Linked DNA regions of Homo sapiens: regions 2, 3 and 4 are each linked to region 1. Evidence: chromatin loops called from intact Hi-C (ENCODE). Cell type or tissue: CD4-positive, alpha-beta T cell. All regions are shown on one strand. Links, peaks and the distances in the headings refer to the core of each region. The heading gives the core; the rest is flanking DNA.

Evidence for each region. Peaks named below come from ENCODE experiments on the same cell type or tissue, not always from the same donor. Only the 100,000 strongest peaks of a DNase experiment are listed, where the experiment ranks them.
Region 2: it touches region 1 in a loop (3-fold over the local background); 14 of 110 quality-filtered maps call a loop at or near these places.
Region 3: it touches region 1 in a loop (10-fold over the local background); 17 of 110 quality-filtered maps call a loop at or near these places.
Region 4: it touches region 1 in a loop (4-fold over the local background); 16 of 110 quality-filtered maps call a loop at or near these places.

What each region holds. Positions count from the first base shown.
Region 1 is chr6:28,396,710-28,402,074 of GRCh38, forward strand. ZSCAN12 (zinc finger and SCAN domain containing 12) reads right to left here and starts at 3,038. Exons shown (of 4, transcript NM_001163391.2): 1 at 2,948-3,038; 2 at 1,295-1,764. The coding sequence starts at 1,696. It overlaps LOC105374998 (a long non-coding RNA gene), which reads left to right and starts at 3,110. Exons shown (of 2, transcript XR_926659.2): 1 at 3,110-3,198. RefSeq lists a silencer at 2,091-2,160 and an enhancer at 3,172-3,421. In CD4-positive, alpha-beta T cell, for the core only: CTCF peaks have their summits at 3,085 and 3,284; a DNase peak (open chromatin) is centred at 3,122; H3K4me3 peaks cover 2,030 bases; H3K27ac peaks cover 757 bases.
Region 2 is chr6:28,540,227-28,545,591 of GRCh38, forward strand. TRR-TCG5-1 (tRNA-Arg (anticodon TCG) 5-1) reads right to left here and starts at 2,960; the gene lies at 2,888-2,960. LOC107986586 (a long non-coding RNA gene) reads right to left here and starts at 4,771. Exons shown (of 3, transcript XR_001744073.2): 1 at 4,686-4,771; 2 at 4,117-4,206; 3 at 2,835-2,974. RefSeq lists an enhancer at 3,748-4,330. In CD4-positive, alpha-beta T cell, for the core only: CTCF peaks have their summits at 2,560 (motif pointing left) and 2,765; DNase peaks (open chromatin) are centred at 2,525, 2,955 and 3,715; H3K4me3 peaks cover 2,186 bases; H3K27me3 peaks cover 818 bases.
Region 3 is chr6:28,346,976-28,352,340 of GRCh38, forward strand. ZKSCAN3 (zinc finger with KRAB and SCAN domains 3) reads left to right here and starts at 2,972. Exons shown (of 6, transcript NM_024493.4): 1 at 2,972-3,092. It also overlaps a transcript of ZSCAN31 not described here. RefSeq lists an enhancer at 2,907-3,266. In CD4-positive, alpha-beta T cell, for the core only: no CTCF peak of the experiment used is centred there; a DNase peak (open chromatin) is centred at 2,946; H3K4me3 peaks cover 1,682 bases.
Region 4 is chr6:28,584,125-28,589,489 of GRCh38, forward strand. It overlaps SCAND3 (SCAN domain containing 3), which reads right to left and starts at 3,174. Exons shown (of 4, transcript NM_052923.2): 1 at 2,174-3,174. The coding sequence starts at 2,593. ZBED9-AS1 (ZBED9 antisense RNA 1) reads left to right here and starts at 3,254. Exons shown (of 2, transcript NR_186619.1): 1 at 3,254-3,608; 2 at 5,105-5,365. TRQ-TTG2-1 (tRNA-Gln (anticodon TTG) 2-1) reads left to right here and starts at 5,255; the gene lies at 5,255-5,326. RefSeq lists enhancers at 2,794-3,670, 5,162-5,365. In CD4-positive, alpha-beta T cell, for the core only: no CTCF peak of the experiment used is centred there; a DNase peak (open chromatin) is centred at 3,207; H3K4me3 peaks cover 1,150 bases; H3K27me3 peaks cover 3,398 bases.

The DNA.
Region 1 (5,365 bases), core at 294-5,293:
TTCTCCTGCTTCAGCCTACCAAGTACCTGGGATTACAGGCATGTCCTGCCACACCCGGCTGACTTTTGTATTTTTAGTAGAGACGGGGTTTCACCATGTTGCCCAGGCTGGCGTTGAACTCCTGACCTCAGGTGATCCACCTCCCTTGGCCTCCCAAGCGCTAGGATTACAGGCATGAGTCACCGTGCCTGGCCTCATGATCCTATTTCAAACTTAGATATTTTTGCCACATGTTCCTACCCTCTCTATTGCATTTTGTATCACAGTGCTAGATTATACTTCTGTTTCATTATTTCCCTAAGTTTCAAACTCTTTATACCGGGGTTTCCCAGCATTGGCTCTACTGACATGTTCCTAGCATTGGCTCTACTGACTTTGTTGTCTGGGGCTGTCCTGTGTGTTTTAAGAGGTTTAGCATTAGCCTTGCCCTCTCTACCCACTAGATACTAGCAGCACCTCCCCGAGTGATCCACTAGATACTAGCAGCACCTCCCCAAGTTATAACAACCAAAAATGTCCCAAGACATTGCCAAATGCCCTCTGGTGCACAAAATTGGCACTGGTTGAGAACCACTGTCTCATTTTAGTATTAAAAACAAAACAAAAACGTTCTACATAATTTGGTTCTCTTTTACATCTTACAATTAGTAAAGCTCATTTAGACTCAAGGAGAAAAGGTTAGGGGCATCTGTCCTACAGAATAAAATCTCAATTCCAGAGGTTGAGATTCAAGGTCCTGGACACTATCTCAACTCTGCTATTTGGAATTCACCTTTCCAACCTAACTGGGCTTTCTGCTACTCAAAGAAACACAGATTCCCCACCCTGCTCTCCTCACTAACTTTCCATTGTACTCCCACATCTCATTCCCCTGAAATAGTTAATGTCTTCATTTTAAAACCCTGTAATGGAGTCAGAGCAATGGATATATCTGCAAAACCTTAATTCTTAATTATTTGTATTGTGCAACAGAGTGATGCCCCTCCAAGAGACTGCTTCCCATCCTGCTACTGTCATCTCTTTGATACTTTCTCTTGTCTTAGAAGTTTTCTAAGATGAGCAGCATGTTTATCAAACAGAATTTTGTAGCTTAATAGAGAAATATAAAATCCTTCCACAGAAAAGTTATAAATAAGTTGGGACCACATTAGCCAACTTTCCGTGAAACTCATGCCCCTTTCTGATGCACCAAACTGTCAAAAACATGCTTTGTGAAAAAATGGCTGTTCTTCACTCTGGCCTAGAAATCCACAATTTATGTTTTCTCAAGCAGAAGTCACATCTTTTTTCTCACCTGCTCTCCTGGTTCATCCAGTTCTCTCTCTAAATCCTCCAGCACAGTCACCACCTCCTCCCCACTCTCTGGATGCTGCTCCTGCACCCAGGCCTGGAGCTCCTCAGGTAGGATGGTCAGGAACTGCTCCAGCACCAGCAGCTCCAGAATCTGTTCTTTGGTGTGGGTCTCTGGCCTCAGCCACTGATGGCAAAGTTCTCGGAGTCGGCTCAAAGCCTCACGGGGACCAGATGTCTCCTGGTAGCAGAACTGTCTGAAGTACTGACGGAAGACCTCTCTGCTATGGGTGTTGTTTTTACGCAGGTCCCAATCCTGTCTGGTGGTATATTTCTCTTCCTCTATCTTTACTTCCAAAGGTTCATCCTGGTCCATGTGGGCCTGGATAGCCCAAGTAGATGCCATTTTAGCTGTGCTAGAACTACCGGTGTTTCAAGTAAGATCTCACCTGGAAACTGTATTCCTGGACAGTCCTGAAGAATAAGCCATCATTATTAATACAAACTCCACCATAAAGTAAAACTGCAAATTCTGAGAACTTAACTATGACCTTTGAAATCTGACCTCCGGATTAATGTACAATACTTACTCAGAAAAATACTCTGATAGAAAAGACTTAAGATTAGACCGATTTAGGCCGGGCACAGTGGCTCACGCCTGTAATCCCAGCACTTTGGGAGGCCGAGTCGGGCGGATCACGAGGTCAGGAGATCGAGACCATCCTGGCTAACATGGTGAAACCCCGTCTCTACTAAAAATACAAAAAAAAAAAAAAAAAAAAAATTAGCCGGGCGTGACGGCGGGCGCCTGTAGTCCCAGCTACTCAGGAGGCTGAGGCAGGGGAATGGCGTGAACCCGGGAGGCGGAGCTTGCAGTGAGCCGAGATCGCGCCACTGCACTCCAGCCTGGGCGACAGAGCGAGACTCCGTCTCAAAAAAAAAAAAAAAGATTAGACTAATTTAAAGAGAAAGACTGAGGAAAGGTGCCAAGTTGTTTCAGGACTTAAGAGTAAGACTTGTTGGTAAACTTATTCTCATTTGGTCCTAAATGAAAGACAAATGGAATAAAACTAACATTTAGATCAAGTAAATAATAATAACAAAAGGTTAGGACATCCTTGATTAGTTACTTTTATCTTTTGAATGTCCAGATGTCTGGTGGAAACCATGAAATCACAAAAGCTACAGTCATGTAAATTTATTTCTTCAGGGACTTAATCTTTCTGCTCCTCATTCTTCATTTATAAAGTGAGAAGGCTGAAGAGGTTACTCTTTAAGGCTTCCCTCTAACCTCGTGGTCTGTGATTATAATCTGAAGTGAGGAAGGCCCAGGAAAGGGTCCCTAGGACGCCGGCGAGCGTCTGTGACCCACCACTGTCCAGAAATGTCGGTAAGCGCTGAACCCAAGGATACACAGCCCGAAGCAAACGCGGAAGGTATGGGCCTTACAGCCTGGAATTGCTGCAGAGACTGGGAGCCAAACCCTCATCCTAATGTCCCAACGCACTTTGGGGAGGGAGAGCTTCCCGCGGATCCGCCTGGGTTTGGGAGGACCGGGGTCCACTCTGCACCGGCCAGGGCCTGAGGGGCCCAGCAGCTGGAATACAGCAATCTCCCGCCCACCTGCTCGCAGCGTACAGAGCACAACATCGCTCACCTGCGGCCCCCAGGGCCAGAAGAGAACTCCCTCCTACGGAGCGAAGGCAAGAGGCCTCGAACCCTTTTGGGACCCGGAACCCATCAAAAGTGACCCACAAAGGCCGGAAGCGGCCACGGGGGGTCTAAGAACCAGCCCGCGCGGGGCGCACTTCCGCGGCCGCTCTAGGAAGGGAGCGAAAGGGGCTTTCAACTCGGTAGTGTTTCCGCGCGTCTACGTGAGAGGAAGGTTGATGGCTTTCAGGCCCGCTGGTAAATGGAACGGGTTTATCTTCTCCTCTTCTTTACCCAGCCATTGTCCACACTTCCCCCGACCCGATGGGTGGTCGAGGCTTGTAGAACTGATCTTAAGACAGGGAAATCCCTTGCGTCTCCATTCACTTTGGGATTCTGTGTCTCTGAGGTTAGAGATGCCTCAAAGGGATGTTCTCCGGGGGACCTTCCCAAATCCGCGCTTAGCGGTGGCGAAGGGACTTCTTCCACACAGACTTCTCAAGGGCCAGCCGGCTGGTTTCTGCCGGCTCTTTCGCCATCCACGATTCTTTTGATGTTCTCTTTTATGTGCTGATGTATGATTATATGTCAGAAAACCCGGTTCAATGGAAAAACTATAAAAAAAGGATAATTTAGTAAAATAGCAAGATATAAAGTTAACACACTAAAATCAACGACCTTCATATATGTGAATAATCAATGATAACGAGTTACGAGATATAATGGAAGAGAAGACCATATTTACAAGAGCAGCAAAAAAGTGAAACTAGGAATAAACTTAACAAGAAATGAACAAAACTTCTATGGGGAAAGCTTTAAAACATTCCTAAAAGGCCAAGTATACATTTAAACAAACAGAAAGCGATATGAGGTTCTTGGAAAGACTCAAAGAGGTCAGTCCTCCCTAAATACGTATGCAACTGTAGTATTCCAACAAAAATATCAACAAATATTGTTCTGGAATTAGATAAACTGATTATAAAATTCATGTGGGGAAATAAGAATAGCCAGGAAACCCATGAAAAAGAAAAATGGTGAGGGTCAACCTTATCAGATACTGGAACATACCCATATAATTTTAGTGTATTAACAGAGAGAAAGAATAGACCAGAAATGGATCCAGGTATGTAAGGATATTGAGTAAATGATGAAGGTGACACCACATATCAACAGGGAAATGAAGAACTTAGAAGTTGTGCTGGGATGATAACCGTTTGGCAAAGGTAAAACTGGATTTGTATTTCCCACCACACATCACAATAGAGATAAATTCTAAATGGATCTGAGATCTAAATATAAAAAATCCACCTATACATGTATTAGAAGAAAACATGAATAATAATTCTAACACGTGGGAATAGGGAAACATTATCTAACCATATGACTCAAAATCTAAAACCCATAAAAATAATAAATCTGGCTACATGAAAATAAAATGTATTGCTTGTCAAAAAAAAATAAGGAAAGAAAAAGGCTTGCAACATATCACAGGCAAGGGCTAGTTTTCCAAATACCTAAAGAGCTCCTAAAAGTTGAGAATAACCAATAACCCAATAGAGAAAATGGCCAAAAGAAATAAATAGTTGACAGAATAAGAAATGCTAGCAGCCCTCAAACATCTGTAAATATGTTCAACTTCACTCAAAATATGAACATACAAATTAAAAACTATGCTGACTGAGGCACCGTTAGTCATCAGATTGGCAATGGTACAAAAGTTTGACAGCATGCTCTACTCATGAGGAAGGAGAAACTCTTAACATTCTAGTGGGAATGCAAAATGGTACAACCCATAGGTATGAAAGATAATACTATACAGCAAAATTATATATGTAAGTTTACCCTTTGTTCCTGCAATACCACTTCTAGAAATCCATCTCAAAGATACTTTGACAAAAATATGAAGTGACACACACACAAGATTAAATGAGATCAGGAGAGGCCTGATTTTTAAAATGCCAAATATGAGGGGATGAAATTGAGAAATTCTCAGGAGGAAAAATGGATCAGGGCTTCATCATTGATTATGTGGGGGATAAGAGAACCAAAAAAAAAAAAAAAAAAAGCCTGGTATCGTCAGAGGATGGTGGTCCCTCCACCAAGACAGGGGACACTAAATGACAAGTAGCATTTTGAGAAGAAATTTATGAGCACAGCTTGGCCATGTTAAGTTCGAAATCCTAGGAAGCATTACACTGTAGATGTTGCTATTTGTTAATGGATTGGTTTAGGGATTTGTGGGTCTAGGAGTCATGAGAAGAGAGTTAGCTTGAGATCCATATTTTGGAGCCTTCCACCTTTCAGTAATGGTTAAAATGATTAAGATATCTCATGAAGTGTGTGGTGCTAAAAAACAGCCTAGGACAGATTTCTGGAGTGCCCTTTGCCCCCTACTGCCAGCCCTATAGATTCTTCTTTCAGGGCG
Region 2 (5,365 bases), core at 63-5,062, 140 kb after region 1:
GACAATTCTTATGTGTCACATACTTGTCATCATGGTGGCTAGAAGCAGAGTATACAGTTCTGTTTTCCAGAAATTCCTGAGTAGCTTCCCACCAGGCAAGATACCAGAATCAGGCAAAAAAAATTTTCTTTTTTGCTTTGGATTTTAAACTAAATCTGAACAGAAAGCAGCATCTGTGTATTTTATTTAGAAATGTTTCCTTTGATAGAAGGAAGAGTTGAAAATGACAATTGAACAATGTCATAAATTATGACAGAAAGAATTTCCTGTCTAATTTATTAGTCAAACTATCAATCAAAACTGAGTATGTTATAAAGCCATTTGTAGACAGAGTCACCCTCTCAGAAAATTCCTAGAGGTTATTCTCCATCAAAATGATACAACACTAAAAAAAGGAAAACATAAGGGTCCAAAACAGGAAGAAGGCAAAGTATATCCCAGGTCGGTGGAAGAAAAGCCCCAAGAAGACACCTGTGTAACATGCCTAGAGAACAACCAGTCCAGATTGAAGCAGGGATACAAAGGCTCCAGAGAGGAGACCACTAAGGAAAATATTAAAATTGATAGGTTCTTTGAGGTATTTCACTATATTGAGAGTTGCTTAAATTCAAGGAAAATCAGTTGAGAATGAATTGGTTACATGATCATAAAAGATAAAGAAAAAGTAAAAGGCAGTTAATAACTTTGCAGAAAACTAAAAGGCACATAAGAAATATAATCATAGTACTATATAGCACAGCTGTGAATAATTTTTTATAACCAATAAACCCTGAATTTAGAATTATGATGAAATTAAGTAGGAAGGATGAGGGAGGGGAAATATATATGCAGGGATGAGTAATGTATGAGAGGTACCTCCAGAGATTGACTTTCAACATGAAGTGAAAAGAGCTCTGCAGACCAGCTTCCAAGTGAAACTGGTGAAAATTATTTTTTTCAAATCAACCATTTAAAAGTCTCTGGCAAAGTGCTGGCCGTAGTAGCTCACGCCTGTAATCCCAGCACTTTGGGAGGCTGAGGCGGGTGGATCACGAGGTCAGGAGTTCGAAGCGAGCCTGGCCAGCATGGTGAAACCCTGTCTCTACTAAAAATACAAACTTATCTGGGCACGGTGGTGGGTGCCTGTAGTCCCAGCTATTCAGGAGGCTGAGGCAAGAGAATTGCTTGAACCTCAAAATAATGATAATGAATGAAAGAATTTTTTTAAGAGTCCATACTGTATGATCCCACTCACATGAAATTCTGAAAACTATGAACATGTAATGATGGAAAGCATATCTGGTTGTAAGAGGGGAACAGGGCTTACAAGAGGGCAGGAGGAAGCTTTTGGGGGTGATGTCTATGTTCATTATCTTTATTGTACTGGTCGTTTCATGATTACACATGTTATACATATATGATTGCATATATGTGTAAAACTTACACATAGTTTAAACTTGTGCAGTTTATTGCATGGGAATTATGCCTCAATAAAACTGTTTAGAGTACATTGTCTGGAAAAATATCATGAAGCCATTCTGCAAGTATAGTTGTGGGTCTTTTCCCTCTTTTTTCTTTTTTCTATACTATGGAGGAGATCGTGTCTTGTTGGATTTCTTGTTTGTTTGTTTTTGTTTTGAGAAGGGGTCTCAGTCTGTCGCCAGGCTGAAGTGTAGTGGTGCGATCTCGGCTCACTGCAACCTCCGCCTCCCGGGTTCAAGCGATTCTCCTGCCTCAGCCTCCCCAGTAGCTGAGATTACAGGCGCCCGCCACCACGTCCAGCTAGCTAATTTTTTCTATTTTTAGTAGAGAAAGGGTTTCACCATATTGGCCGGGATGGTCTCAGTTTCCTGACCTCGTAAACCCTGGGTAAGTGATGGGACATGGGGTTTTCTCAGTAGGAAGATGTTTGACAACTTTTTCAATTTATTTCGTAGTTTAACTATTCATTATTGCTATTCCTTCTTGAATCGTACTTAATAGTCATGTCGTCCTAATAATTTCTCCATTTCATAAAAGTATTCAAATGTATTTGGCCAGATTCTTTCCCCTTTTGTTTTGTTTTAACGTTTACTGGTTTAATTTTTTTTGTTGTTCTATTTTTTATATCTTCCTGACCAGACAATTGTTTTGACTTTCACTGGTTTATTATAAAGGGCATTACAAAGGCTCTCTTTCGCCTTTTGGAGAAACTGCTTCCTCTTCTTCAAGATCTTTTCCTGGCTCGCCTCTTCTCCTGTTTTCAGGTCTCTGTTAACACCTTGGTTCCTCAGATATTGCGGACAGTCTAATTCGCCCCGCGACGTGAGGGAGAACCCAGGAGCGGGCTCCGGTAGAGAAAGAAGCTTCCGGTCAACGACCACATCCACCTGAATCATGAGCAGGTTTTAAGGCGTGTGTTTCTTCAGCTCCTCTAAATTTTAGAAAGGGGGCGATATTTAAACTGACCTCAAAAAGACAAGGCTCTCAAGTTACACTCTTTTGTGTGTCTGCGAGTCAAACTTGTAGCGCCTACTGGGGACCAGTGGAAACGTGATGGTCGCCCCCTGCGGGACCAGGTGAATAAAGCTCCTTAAGATGCATTCAACTGAGTTCCCTGAGCCCATTCAACAGGCGGGAAGAGGATACTCCCGGACCAGGGCTCACGCTTTCTCCATCCCACCCCGGACTCCAGGCACCTGTGTGCCAGCCTGGCCAAGCGTTTCCTCCAAAGTACAAACAGCTGAAAGGTGGTGTGCTGGCCCCACCTGAATCACTCGCAACTCCAAAGAGGTGTGTGATGCAACTTCCCATTTCCACGGGAAAGGACTGCAGAGAATTCACGTTCACTTTCGGAAATTAATTGGATGCTATAATTTTGTGGTGTGGGAGGTTGTGCAGTCTTGTTTTAGAGTGAAAAAGGGAGAATCAACCACGAAGGGATTCGAACCCTCAATCTTCTGATCCGAAGTCAGACGCCTTATCCATTAGGCCACGTGGTCCCATGGCTTAGCAACTGCAAAAAATATGAGAAATGTTGTAAGATTGGCTATTAACCTGGATTTTATATATATATTGTATGGTTCTACTTATATGACATGATTTCTGTTGTTAACCTAATTTCAAAGATAGTGTAAATTATACAAAAGCTAAATAACTTGCCAGTGTCACACAATAACAAGGTAATGCAAAGTGAGTATTTGGATTTTCTCCAAACTCCTACCCTTAACTTGACACCAAATGTTACACCAAATTTTGCACATGCACCACGTTGCTTCTCTCAGCTGGTGACAAAAAGTTGTAAAGAAAGGGAAAAAGAAAAGCATTGAATGTCTCTCTATAATCACTACTACACATGATCAGTTTGCATTCAGCATTGAGACCCTCTGGAAATAAATGAAAATCACCAGGTGAACGAGAAAGACCCCCTCAGGCGACCTTCTCAGCTTGGCGTCCAATTCAGCTGCAACAGCTGCAATTAGCATTAAATAGAGGCATCTTCCTAGGCCTGGCTCCGCTTGGTAACCAAAACTAGGCCCTGCTGAATAGTCTCTAGTGAGACGTTTGTTAAAAGCCCAAGAGTATAGCGGGCACTTAGAGAATAATGTAGAAAATGCGTATCATCTTGTGCAACCACTCGGTGGTGGCGCTGAGTGGTAGAGGGGGCAGGAGCCAGGCTTTAGGCCCGGAAAGTTGCAGTTCGAACCACTTCGTAGTGGTTGTTTTCATTTCAGTTCTTCATTTGACCCAGCCATCCTTGACTGGCAGCATTCTGACCTCCCACTAGTGATGTGCCGGTGGGAAACACACAGGAAGGAAAGGCGCGCGCGAGGCCTGCCCCCGGAACGAACGACGCCTGCGTGGACACCCTCCTGTGAGTGCCGGAGGCGTGGTGAAAGCAACGGGGTGCATTTGGTGGTCTCATTCCCCATTACTGGGAACTCTTTGAGAGCCTGATTTGAGTCTTTATGGGACCTCCCTCTTCATCCTGGCTTCCGGCTCTCTCAAAGTCTGTTACACAGATTTTTCATATTCCAGAAGGGCTGGAGAAACATATATTTACTGAAAAGCTCTTCTATTCAGCAACTGCATCCTGAGGAGGCTGCGCTCTCTTTCTCTTGCCCTCCACGAAAGCACCACCCGGATTCTCTCACCCACCTGGTCAAAGTGTCAGCTTGCAGGGATCTGTTCTTAACCCAGCCTGAAGGGGTTCAGTGAACACCTAGGAACCAAACTTACTCTTGAGACCTAAAAGATAAGAAAGAATTAGTTTCAAAAGAAAAAAAGTGCAGAAAGAGGCTGCACGTTGTGGCTCACGCCCGTAATCCCAACACTTTGGGAGGCCAAGACGCGGTAGGGGGGTGGGGGAGTGGAGGGGAGAGTTGGAGGGGGAAGTTGGAGGGGGGAGTTGGAGGGGGGAATTGGCGGGGGGCGGGGGGGGATTGCCTAAGGCCAGGAGTTTGAGACCATCCTGGGCAACATAGCGAAACTTCTCTCTCTCTTCTCTCTTAAAAAAAAAAAAGCCAAATAGATGATCCAGCAGATGGATCAGTATGTGCAATGGTATAAAAAATTTTGCCCAATTAATTTGAAAATTAAAACAGTAAATTCTGCAAAAGTTATCAGTTATGAAATTCGATTCAAGAGGAAATAGCAAGTAACTGTTACATAAATTGAATAGTCAAAAATTGTCCTACAGAGAAAGTCCTAAACCCAGATATTTTCACCTGAAAGTTCTTCAAAACAATCCAGGGAGAATAATTTCAATTGGATACAAACTTTTCCAAACGTAGTGACAGAGGGAAGACTTTTCACCTCATTTTCACCTTCATCCTAATACCAAACCAGAAAAAGACAATGAGAGAAAGAAAAATCACAGGTCAATCTCATTAACGAACATAAAATCAGAAATAATAATAATAAAAAAAAGCTGAATCCACCAATGTTTAAAAATCATAACAAATCCAGATTTATACCAAAAGCAGGATGTCAATTTAACGTGAGAAGAACAGTGTTATGATTCAGTACATTAAGAAATTAAAGGAAAAAAATAAGTTCACCTCAAAAGAGGCAGAAAAACATTGGATAAATTTCACTGTCTGCTCACAATGCAACTGTTAACAATCTAGAAATAGAAGGAAATTTCTTTTACTTAATTTTTAAAAGATAAAAATAATCTACAAAAAACAACTCTTAAAGGTAAAAAGTTTAAAACACTTTACTTGAGATTGGGACTACAAGTGGTATACCAGGAATTGCGACTTCCATTCCTTCCCAGACAAAAGGAAAGTTAAAAAGTTATAATTCTTAGAAAGGAAGAAACAGAACTATCTTTTCTTTCTGTTTTTTCTTTAACAGATTGTTTGTGTGCAAAATTAACAAATTTAAAATTAAATTATTATATTAT
Region 3 (5,365 bases), core at 89-5,088, 50 kb before region 1:
AGCTGATGTCTCTTAATTGAGCCTGTCTCTGGGAATTTTCCTTGGTCAAAAAGTTGCCTCACAGAAGGTTACCTTCCTTCCACCTTATACCCCTTACATCAAGGCAAGGCAATTCTTAAGGACTGTCCCATCCCTTGAGCTCCTGAGAGGATCAGCTGGAGCCTCTCTTGTAACTGCACCACAGTTCAACTACTCTGCCTAGCCCTATTTCTTTAACTTCTTGTGTTATTCCTGAAAGCACAGCTCAGTAAAATTCTTGCTTAAAAATCCCAGAGTAACCTTATCTCTGATACCCTCTCTTGTTCACTCCACCTCAGCCAATCTGGCTCCCTTGCTGTTTCCTCTACCGGGAACACTTCCTTAGATATGCACAGGGCTAACCCCTTCATCTCCTTCAGATCTTGGCCAGAATGTCACTAGACTTACACCATCTTATTTGTATTGCAGTTAGCCCCCTCTCATGCCAGGACTTCTGATCTCTCTACCCTGATTTTCTTCTTTTTCTTCCTCTCCTTCCCCTTTTTAAAAATCGCAGTGCTTATCAACTTCCATTCCAGTTTATGTATTTATTTATTCTGCTTAATTCTTTTGTTTGTTTTTGTTTATTATTATTATTTTTTTGGCTCAGTCTCCCCTGGAACATTAGCTCTATGAGAACAGGGGTCTTTACCTTTTATTGCCCTTGTTATATCCTGAGCATCTAAAGCTATGTCTGGCCTAGACTAGTCAATTAACATTTTTGTTTATGTACAAGAGCTCCTACAGGGTAAGTACTTTGAAGCTGCTGGGCCAATGTGTGTATCATTTTCAGGTTTACCATATATTTCAACTTTACTATATATTTCAAAATTGCTTTTTTAGATGAGTGTACCAATTTATAGTCCCAGCAACTGTGTATGACAGTCTCAAAATTTTCACATTCTTATCAGCAAATGTTATTACTCAGGTGTTGGTATAAAATGATTTAAAATTTGCCTTTATTTAATTGCTAATGATTAACTGTATATGCTATGTTTATTGGTCATTCGAGATTCCTCTCTGGGAATTGCCTGTGCATATTTTTTGCCATTTTTTTTCTGTATGATTGTTGGCTTTTTTCTCTCTTATTCATTTGTAGATGTTTATTATATATTCAGTGGACTGATCCTTTGTTGACTATATGTGTTGCAAATATCTTCTCCCAACCTTTTAATTTAATTGTCTTTACCATTAGTTTCTAGTATCTTTTGATATAGTTTTAATTTTTAATGAGGTCAAATTTATTTATTGTTTTCCTTATAGTTTGTATGTTTATGCAGTTTAAAAGAAATCTTGTTTTACTTGAGCTCATAAAAAAATGATTCTATAGAAGCAAACTTGTGAATAGAAAAAAGAGCAATTATTCTAAATTTTCTTTTAAAAGTCTGAAAGTTAGCTGACTGGAATTGATTTTTTGTGCAACATATAAAGTAGAAACCCAATTTTATTTCATTTTTCCATTTAGATATCCAAATATTACAGTACTATTTGTCAAGTAGCTCCTTTATTCCTCACTGATTTGTAATGCAATTTCCACCATATATCAAGCATCCACACATACATGTTTGTTGCTCAGTCCTCAGTTCTGTTTCATTGGTCTATTTGTCTGTAGTTGTGCCAATACTATATTGTCTTAGCTGCTATAATTTTATAATAAATTATATAGGGCAAGTTTCTGCAGCTCCTTCATTTGTTTTAAAAATGTCTCGGATTCGTGACTCTTTCATTATTCCATATACATTTAAAATCAACTAGTCAAGTTCCACTGAGCACAATTGGAATCTTGATTTGCTTTGTACTGGATTTGTGTATCAATTTAGGAAGGAATGATATCTTTATGATATTGAGTTCTCATATATATAGGTGTATATACATGTCTCATATACAGGTGTATACACATGTCTTATATACATAGGTGTATATACATGTCTTATACATAGGTGTATATACATGTCTCATATACATAGGTGTATATACATGTCTCATATACATAGGTGTATATACATGTCTCATATACATAGGTGTATATACATGTCTCATATACATAGGTGTATATACATGTCTCATATACATAGGTGTATATACATGTCTCATATACATAGGTGTATATACATGTCTCATATACATAGGTGTATATATATGTCTCATATATAGGTGTATATATATGTCTCATATATATAGGTGTATATATATGTCTCATATATATAGGTGTATATATATGTCTCATATATATAGGTGTATATATATGTCTCATATATATAGGTATATATTTCAACTACTTATCCCTAATGAATAAAGTTACTAATGTTTCCATTCAGGTATCTTTTGTAAGTATTTGCTTCTGTGATAGATGTCTTTTAAAAATTCTATTTTTATAATTTTGATGGAGAATGTGATTGTGAACATGAATTTTAAAAAGTCCAGCCAACTTGCTAAACTCTCTTATTAATCATCATAATTTGAGTGTTAGATTATCTTGGATTTTTTATGTAAACCACGCAGCATGTTCCTTAAAATTTATGTATTTAGAATTCATATTCTAATTAGGCAATGCAATCAACTCTAAAATTAAAAGTACATTTAAAACATGCACCCTAACACTTTCCTTCTCACTCTTGTCCCCGTTTTCACTCAGTTTCTGACCGTTCACCTCTCGTAGGTAACCACCATTATTAATTTTCCGATTTTTCCAGGGCTTCTTTGTGCCACACACGCACACATAATTTAGATTCTTTTTACTCTCTTCTATTCGCAAATATAGCAAATTATGAAAATAATTCTGCACCTTGCCTTTCTCCCTTAGTTATAGCTGGAAAAATAAAAATTTAAAAGCCTCTTTAATAGCAAAAGGGGAGGGGACACAAGGTGCCGAGCTAGCAAACGACAGAGTCTGTCAGGGAGGTGGCTAGAGAGGCCCGGAAGTGGCTTCTGTGCCCCGCCCTGCGGGTGGTTTGCTAGTTTCAAGCACTTTGTGAGTATGGGGTGAATCGGCGTCGGCCTTCCACTGTGGGGTTAAATCTCATCCCGCGGCTCTCCTCCTGTCGGTCCTGCAGTTCTTTTGTCCCCGGGTAGAGGTGCGTTTGCAGGAGTATGTGTGTGTGTGTGTGTGTGTGTGTGTTTGTGGAGAGAGGCCCTTCCCTCCCCAGTTCCTGCAGCCTCGGCTCCCAAGGAGGGAGACCCCTGCGAGAAGCCGTGGGGGAGGGAAGGGCGCTCTGCGGCGGAATGAAGTGGTCCTCGGCGTTCCTGCGTAGAGCCCAATATGGGTGTCCCTTGTTTAGGGCCGTTACCGAGTGTCCGGGTCGGTTCTTGAGGGTATTTGGAGACGGGATGCATGGGTCACATAGACAAGCCTCGAGAATGGGAGCCGTTACATTTTTGCACTGCCTGGTAACAAGGTCAGTTTCAAGGTCTTTAAATTATTCTGTGGTACTGGCCAAGAGCCAGAACGTTGGAGTCAGATTACCTGGTTCAAATCCTGCCTCTGCCACTTACTGGCTGTGTGACTTTTCACTAGTTCCTAAGCTCTCTCTCTGCCTCATTTTACTATTTTGTAAAATGGGGATAATATTCCCTAACTCACTGGGTTGTTGTGAGGATTGAATGCATTCGTATGGGTAAGGTGCAGAGTAAGCATGATTTAAAGATTTGCTTTTATTAGTGGTACTATTATTATTTATAACTATGATGACACATTAGTGACTGGCTTTTGTACGGTTGCTTTCAATTTTACTGTCATTCATCAATTCACTTTGTAATGGATGATTTCTATATTTTAGGAGGGAAAAATAAGATACTCTGAAAAAGAGCCTATCCCAAAGCAAAGACCAAAACTGGTTTGTGTTGGACGTTGTGATACTCAAACTCTCAAAGGCTTTAAGACTCGGGGGTACCTTTTCCTTGGCTGGAGATTAGGAGGAACAATAGAAGTTTTTAATAGTGAAAAAGGACTAGGACCCCTGGTTTTTGCAAAAATCTGATGTCCTGCTTAGTGCTGGAGATCCACCAGTTTTCGAGCTTCCAGGAACGCCCTAGCCTGAAACTGGCTTCATACTAACACCCTTCATTTCAACCCAACTTTTACAGGGTTAGCTCTTTCATAGACTTGTAACTCTTTTCTGTTAATGAGAAACTTTCCTTTCCTTATCTTCAGTATATTTACTGATTTGATAAATACTTTGTGTTGGCAACCAATTTCCCAATCTTGTGCCTTCCCACTGTGATCAGTTTGGCTCAGATCCAAGTAGGGGCCAGGTAGTGAAACCTAAATGGAGTTTGTGGAATAAATGATATAAATGTATCAGTGTTGTTTTCCTGCCATAGACTTCCTCCCTTCCCCACCGTGGACACCCTCCTCATTCCACTTGGGCTCCAGATTCACTCTGGGTTGGGCTGTGGCTCTCTCTCGCCTTCCTTGACCCTACCTTAATGCTTTTTGGCTGTATTATTCAGGAAGGAAAGAAGTTAGGACATTGTTTAATTTTCTAAAATTTTGGAGAGAAATTTAAACACATTTAATTGTAGAGAGAATGTTACAATGAACACCAATATAACCATGACTCAGCTTCAGCCATCATCTTTTGGTCATTTTCTTTCATTCTTCTTTTCCCTCCTTTCCACTCTCTTTCCTTCCCTTCTCCTCCTCCTTCCCTTTTGTCTCCCTCCTTCCCTTTTACTTCCTCCCTCTTTCCCTCTCTCCTTTCTTTCCCTCTCCCTCCTTTCTTTGTCTTCCTTTCCTTCCCTCCCTCTCCCCCTCTTTATCTCTTTTTTTTCCTCATTTCGTCCCTCTCTTCTCTTTCATTTTATAGCAAATTGCAGATGGAAACATTTTAGTTCACTCACAAGTACAAGTACTTCAGTGTCAATTTCTTATATACAGGGACTTTTATCTTAATATAATCATAGTATCATGATCACACGCAAAAAAATTGACAATAATTCCTTGATATCATTATCTTGATTTTCAAATAATTGTCTCAAATATTTCTAGAGTTTTTTTTTTTTACAGTCTTTTTACAGTTGTTGTTTTCAGTGGGGTCCGAATATGGTTCACCATTTGCATTTATTTGATAAGTCTGTTCAGTCTTCTAATCTATGACAGTTCCCATTCCCTCCCACTCCTTTTGGTAAAAATGCCATTTATTTGTTGAGGAACTTGAACCTTCTGTTTTATAAAATGCCTCACATTCTGGATTTGGTCGATTGCTTCTTTTTAGTATCTTTAACTTATTAGATCTCAAACTCAGCTGCACATCAGAATGACCTAGAAAGTTTTAAAAGTTATTGATGTATTAAAAGTCCCACCCCCAGAGAGTGATTTAATTGATTTTTTTTTCATTGCAATCTCCAT
Region 4 (5,365 bases), core at 213-5,212, 190 kb after region 1:
ATGTTAGGGCACTGTCACCCCCTGTATAGGCAACCAATATCTTGAATGTTTGCTTTAAATAATAAGCTTTAAAGATTGCAATCACACCATGATTAAGGGGCTGCAGTAAAGAAGTTGTATTGGGAGGTAAAATGAGAACTGTGATATTTGAGGAAAGCTCAGTGACTACTGGAGGGTGGCTTGGTGTATCACTGAGAATTATAAGAATTTTAAAAGACAATTTTTTTCTCTTGCAATGTTTTATTTTTTTTTAATCTACAAAAAAATCACCCGAAAGATCAGAAAATATCTGCCCTGTCATCTAGTCTCTCTTGCTAGACCTGTAGTAGGCACCAAGGCTAGTCTTTACAATTCATTTTAAAGCTTATAGATTGGCAGAATGATAATCACAGGCTTTAGCTTTAAAATTCCACTGGCATTTGCACCCAGCATCACCATCAGTTGATCCTTTGTAGCCTTAAACCCCACAGTGTGTTTCTAGAGTACTTCCAGTCCTGCTTACTCCATTCTGGATCAATGCATCCAAATTCTCCACATATCCCCTTGAGGGCATCTGCTTCCAATAGAGACTGGTTTCATAAAAAGTAAAAATCTGAGCCAGGGGATGGCCTTCCTTATCAATCTAATTTCTTAATGAGGGGAAAATGTCTTTGCAGCTTCTTCATCTGCACTTACAGCCTCGTCTGCACAGACAGTTTAACACTGTGGAAAGTACAGTAGTTCTTGAAGATACTAAACCAGCCACTACTTCCACTAAATGAAGGCACTTCTGCGGGACTTCCATCTTTTTTTCTTAATGTCTCCATACATTGTGAAGGTATTTTCTTTAACTCTGAGAAAGACTGCATTGGATTGCTTCCTTGTTTGGTATTCAATCCACACACTTAACAAATGCTCCATTTCCTCCATTTCCTTATTCCTTGTTCCAACAGATTTCATAACACTGGCAGTTGTTCCAGCTAGATAATTTTATTTTTCCCATCATTGTCTCTAATTGTACATACATTTACTCCTTTATGCCAGTTGCATGACCAATCTCACAGTTTCTTTTCTTTCAAAACACTGTATAGTTTCAAACTTGTCTTCAATTGTTAAAGCTTTTCTTCTTTTATACTCACTAGCAGAAATTTTATCACAAGCACACTTCTATGGCACTTGCAAAACCCTCTGCTTGCTCCTTTTCTGGAATACAAAAAACTTTAGCAAAAAATACACAAAGATGGGAGGGAACAATGTAAATAAGTGCTTCCAAGACAGCCAGAGGAAGGATGTGGGGGCAAATGGGAATTATGTACAGTACTGTATGTATTCAGGACTTGCTGTGCTCAGCTACATCAGATACTCTGAATTCAGCTACTCCCACCTGGTGGCCCCAAACATCAACTTGCTGGGAAAACTCATACATGAGCTTACACAATTTCAGCATTATACTGACTCATTTCTGGCATACTGACCTCATTTTAAAAGATTTTGCATTCCAGAAACATGCGTTTTTAACAGATCAGACTGTATACATAAAGGGTTCACATTCTGAAAGAGTTCAGATAAATGTATGAATAGTATCACTAAAAAATATAAGAATGTCTGGCAATATCCACAATGTTCTAAAATTACTGTCAAAGAAGGCAAATATACTCCTTTAGAAACAACTCCACTGTAATGGCAAAAAGCTTTTAAAATTCTTCTAAAAATAATTTTGAGCTCAAAACATTTTACATACCAACTCTAGATACTGAAAAGAACCAAGGAAATCATGCAATTAGTATTTTCATTGTACAGATGAAGACATTAATGTCCCAGAGAAGGTGTAATATGCCCAAGGTTACACAGCTAATTAGTAACAGAGCCTAGATAGCTTCAAAAGACAGTAATTTTTTAAAAAAAATTTACTATTGTATATTTCTTTAATCTCATAGTCACTACATAAAATATATTTTCTACTGGTAAAAAATAGATCAAGCTTTTCCATTTGGTTAAATCATTTAATTATTTGTATCATACACAAAAACTGTTATCTCATATGCACGCATCTATTCATCTACACCAGTGATCAAATAAGAAATAATGCCCCAAACCAGGGTTTCCAACCACCAGCGCGAAATTACTCCCATTACTCCATTCTGGATCCATGCACCCAAATTCTCCACAGAAGATGGCACCTCCAATTTCTCACCTGCTGTCTAGGTTCATCAAGCTCCCTCTCCAAATCTTCCAGCAAAGTCACCACCTCTTCTCCACTCTCAGGATTATGCTCCCGCACCCAAGACTGGAGCTCCTCAGGCAGGATGGTCAGGAACTGCTCCAGCACCAACAATTCCAGGATCTGCTCCTTGGTATGTATCTCTGGGTTCAGCCACTGACGGCAAAGTTCCCGCAGTTGACTCAGAGCCTCCCTGGGCCCAGGTGTCTCCTGATAGCAGAACTGCCTGAAGCGCTGACGAGAGAGTTCCCTGGTATAAGACAAATTCCTACGTAGGGCTGATTCCTGATCCCAAGTGTGGTCTTCTTCTTTAACCTTTACTTTGATAATCTCCCCTTGTTCTTCTGGAGCCTGGCCAGCCAAGGCTGGGAAGACCCTAGAGACTGCTTCCATCCCGAGCTTAGACAGCTCAGGCAAAGGTTCTCTCCAGTTGGGGTCTAGGCAAATGGGTGATTTTACTTGAGCTCCTTTTTTGTTCTTGGTCAGGAAAGTTTTTGATATAAGAAAACACTCAACACAGGACAACTACAGACTCAGTTTAAAAGGACTTGTTTACGTGACAACACAGGGCAGTTACTCGGGCAATTCCATTGAAAGTGAAGCCATCCTCTGAAAAGACCAGAAATAGTGAGCACAGAGCGACTCACTAAAGCTTCAGGGTCACAAATTGAGCGGCAAGATACTTGCGAGACAGAAAACCGAGGTTATGACGGATACTTTGGCCCTAAATAAAGCCTGGGTGTATGAGCCTAGGCAAGGAAACGAAGATCGGAGCAGCCTGGGCGAGGGCGGAGAGGGAGAGGGGCTCACAAGCTGCCTGGGGAAGAGGCCCGATTGTCGCCGCGCACATGCACCCTTCCCTCGGCCGCAGCTCCCACCTCTGAGGAGCTCAGACCCTGTGGAACCCAGACTAGTGGGTCGAGGGAAACACTCTACAGCTCAGGTGGAGGTTCCGCAGACACACCCGCAGCTGTGCCCGTAGGTTCCGGCCGGGCCCGGTGAGCCACGCTCACTTCCGGTCCGCTCTAGGATTCCAGGTGGTGCCGTCTTCTCACTGGTTGTGCAAACACCTACGGTACCAGTAATTCTGGGGAGGCAAGTACTCTGGAAACGACGGAGAATTAACTCCGGAATTACCTAGTTATCTGGCATCACGGTGAAAAGAGTTCCACAGTGTGAGTAGTGCTGGAGTAGATGCTGCTGGTCTGTGTTTTCCTGTCACCGTGATAAACCATCGCTGGCACTCAGACCCGTGGTGCTCACCGCAGCGACCTGAAACAAAATGGAGAGGAGCATCCCTAAGGACTACCACGTCAGCGAATCTGTAGGATCGTCCCCCGCCTTTCCTCGTTAATTTCGGGCCACTTTCACCTTTCCCTTTCACCCTAAATCAGACTTAAAAAGAAATGTAAGAGTTAGTCCATTGTTTCCATTTTACGGATTAGAAAACCAAGACCACCGAGAATGAGCCTCAGTTGTTTAGTCACGGAGCACAGAGCCGTGACTAAACAACTGTGGGAAACTGGTCCCAGAAATCTAACAAAATCTGGACGGCTGATCAGCGCCTAGCGAATCACTGGAGTGGAGTAACCAGAACATTCTTTTCAAGCAGTCACTGGGTTCCTCCATACCTCTGGTAGCGCAGAGATGCCCAAGGAATATTTGTTGAATTGCTGCCTGGTTCCCTTCTCCATTCTCTGTTTCCTTCTGCTGTGGTCCTCATGTTGATTTCTCACATTTTGGCATTTCTGAGTAGAGAGTCTTTGAATAATCAGAACATCTCTTTTAGAAATCTCTAAATAAAAAAGAAATCTTACGCTTAGAGTCCGTGAATGGTCTTGAGTAAAATTCTGTATAAAATTTTTGTCTGTGTGCCTGTGTCATCCAACCCTGAAAAGATCATTTTCCCAGTCACTTTTAACGTGCTGAACTTATCTTTTGTTTCCCCCCCTAACTATCCTTTGCAATCAGGGATTCTACTACCTTTTTCTCATTCTGCAAGGCAGTGATCTCTGCCATGCTGAGCACAGTAGGCAGTTAACATGGAGTAAGCATGACTTCTAAGTCCTTTACTGACGAGCCTTACTGTTTTGTTTGTTTTGTTTTGTAGATTTGCATTTGTTAATTACTACAACAGTGATAGACACTTATAAAAAAAGTCAAATATTTAAAAAGTCAACGTGGCAAGAAGTGAAGTTTCTTCATCCTCAGTTCCATTCCTCAGAAAAATTGATGCCGAGTTTGTTGTATGTACCTCCAACCTATTTTTAAAATGTACATACAAAATTGAGTACAATATTATTATGTACAAATATAACTGAGTCACAATTATAACTCATTATAATTTGCAAAACTTAAATCATACTAGACTACAATTCACCAAGTTACTGGGCTTTTTTGGTTTGTTTTAAACTTAAATCCTCCCCCAGAAACTGCCAAGCCAACATGTGTTACATGTCTATCCCATTCTTTTTAGTGGCTGTAGAAGAGACTATTTTGATAGATATTGCTAAAAGATCTGCACCCCAGAGGGATGTTTATCGTGAGTCTCGCTAAAGTGTGTTAAGATCCTTTCCTTGCGCTGTGCTTTCCAAGGCCTTGGGAAGAGGTTGCTCTGTATGAAACATATTTTGTAAGATTTGCAAAAGTATGCTAGTATAGTGAAAATTAGTTAAGACAGCTTCCTCTCCCTACTCCAGCTTATCCTCAGATACATCATACAGGCCTTAGAGTACCCATAATTTTATGTTGATAACAGCTGTTCTTTTTCTTAAAGAGGACTTTCTAAATTGTTAAGTTTCAGACCTCACAAATCTGCCCCGGTTGATTTCTGGAAGCTAATTTATGCTCCCAACAAAAGCGCAGGAAAGAGTGAAGAGATCTCCCTGAATTTTATTTTGACAGTTACTCCTTCTTCAGCAGCAAAGCGTCAGCTTTCCTGTCAGCGTGAGTCTCACTGAAGCCTGACCTAACTCTTTCGGATCGGAACTAGAAAGTTTATTATCAAGGAGGTATTTAACCACGACTATACTTACCTACTGTACCCTTGTGGTTGGTCCCATGGTGTAATGGTTAGCACTCTGGACTTTGAATCCAGCAATCCGAGTTCGAATCTCGGTGGGACCTTTCAAAGGTGAACGTTTTACAGTTCCTGGCTTGGCCTCT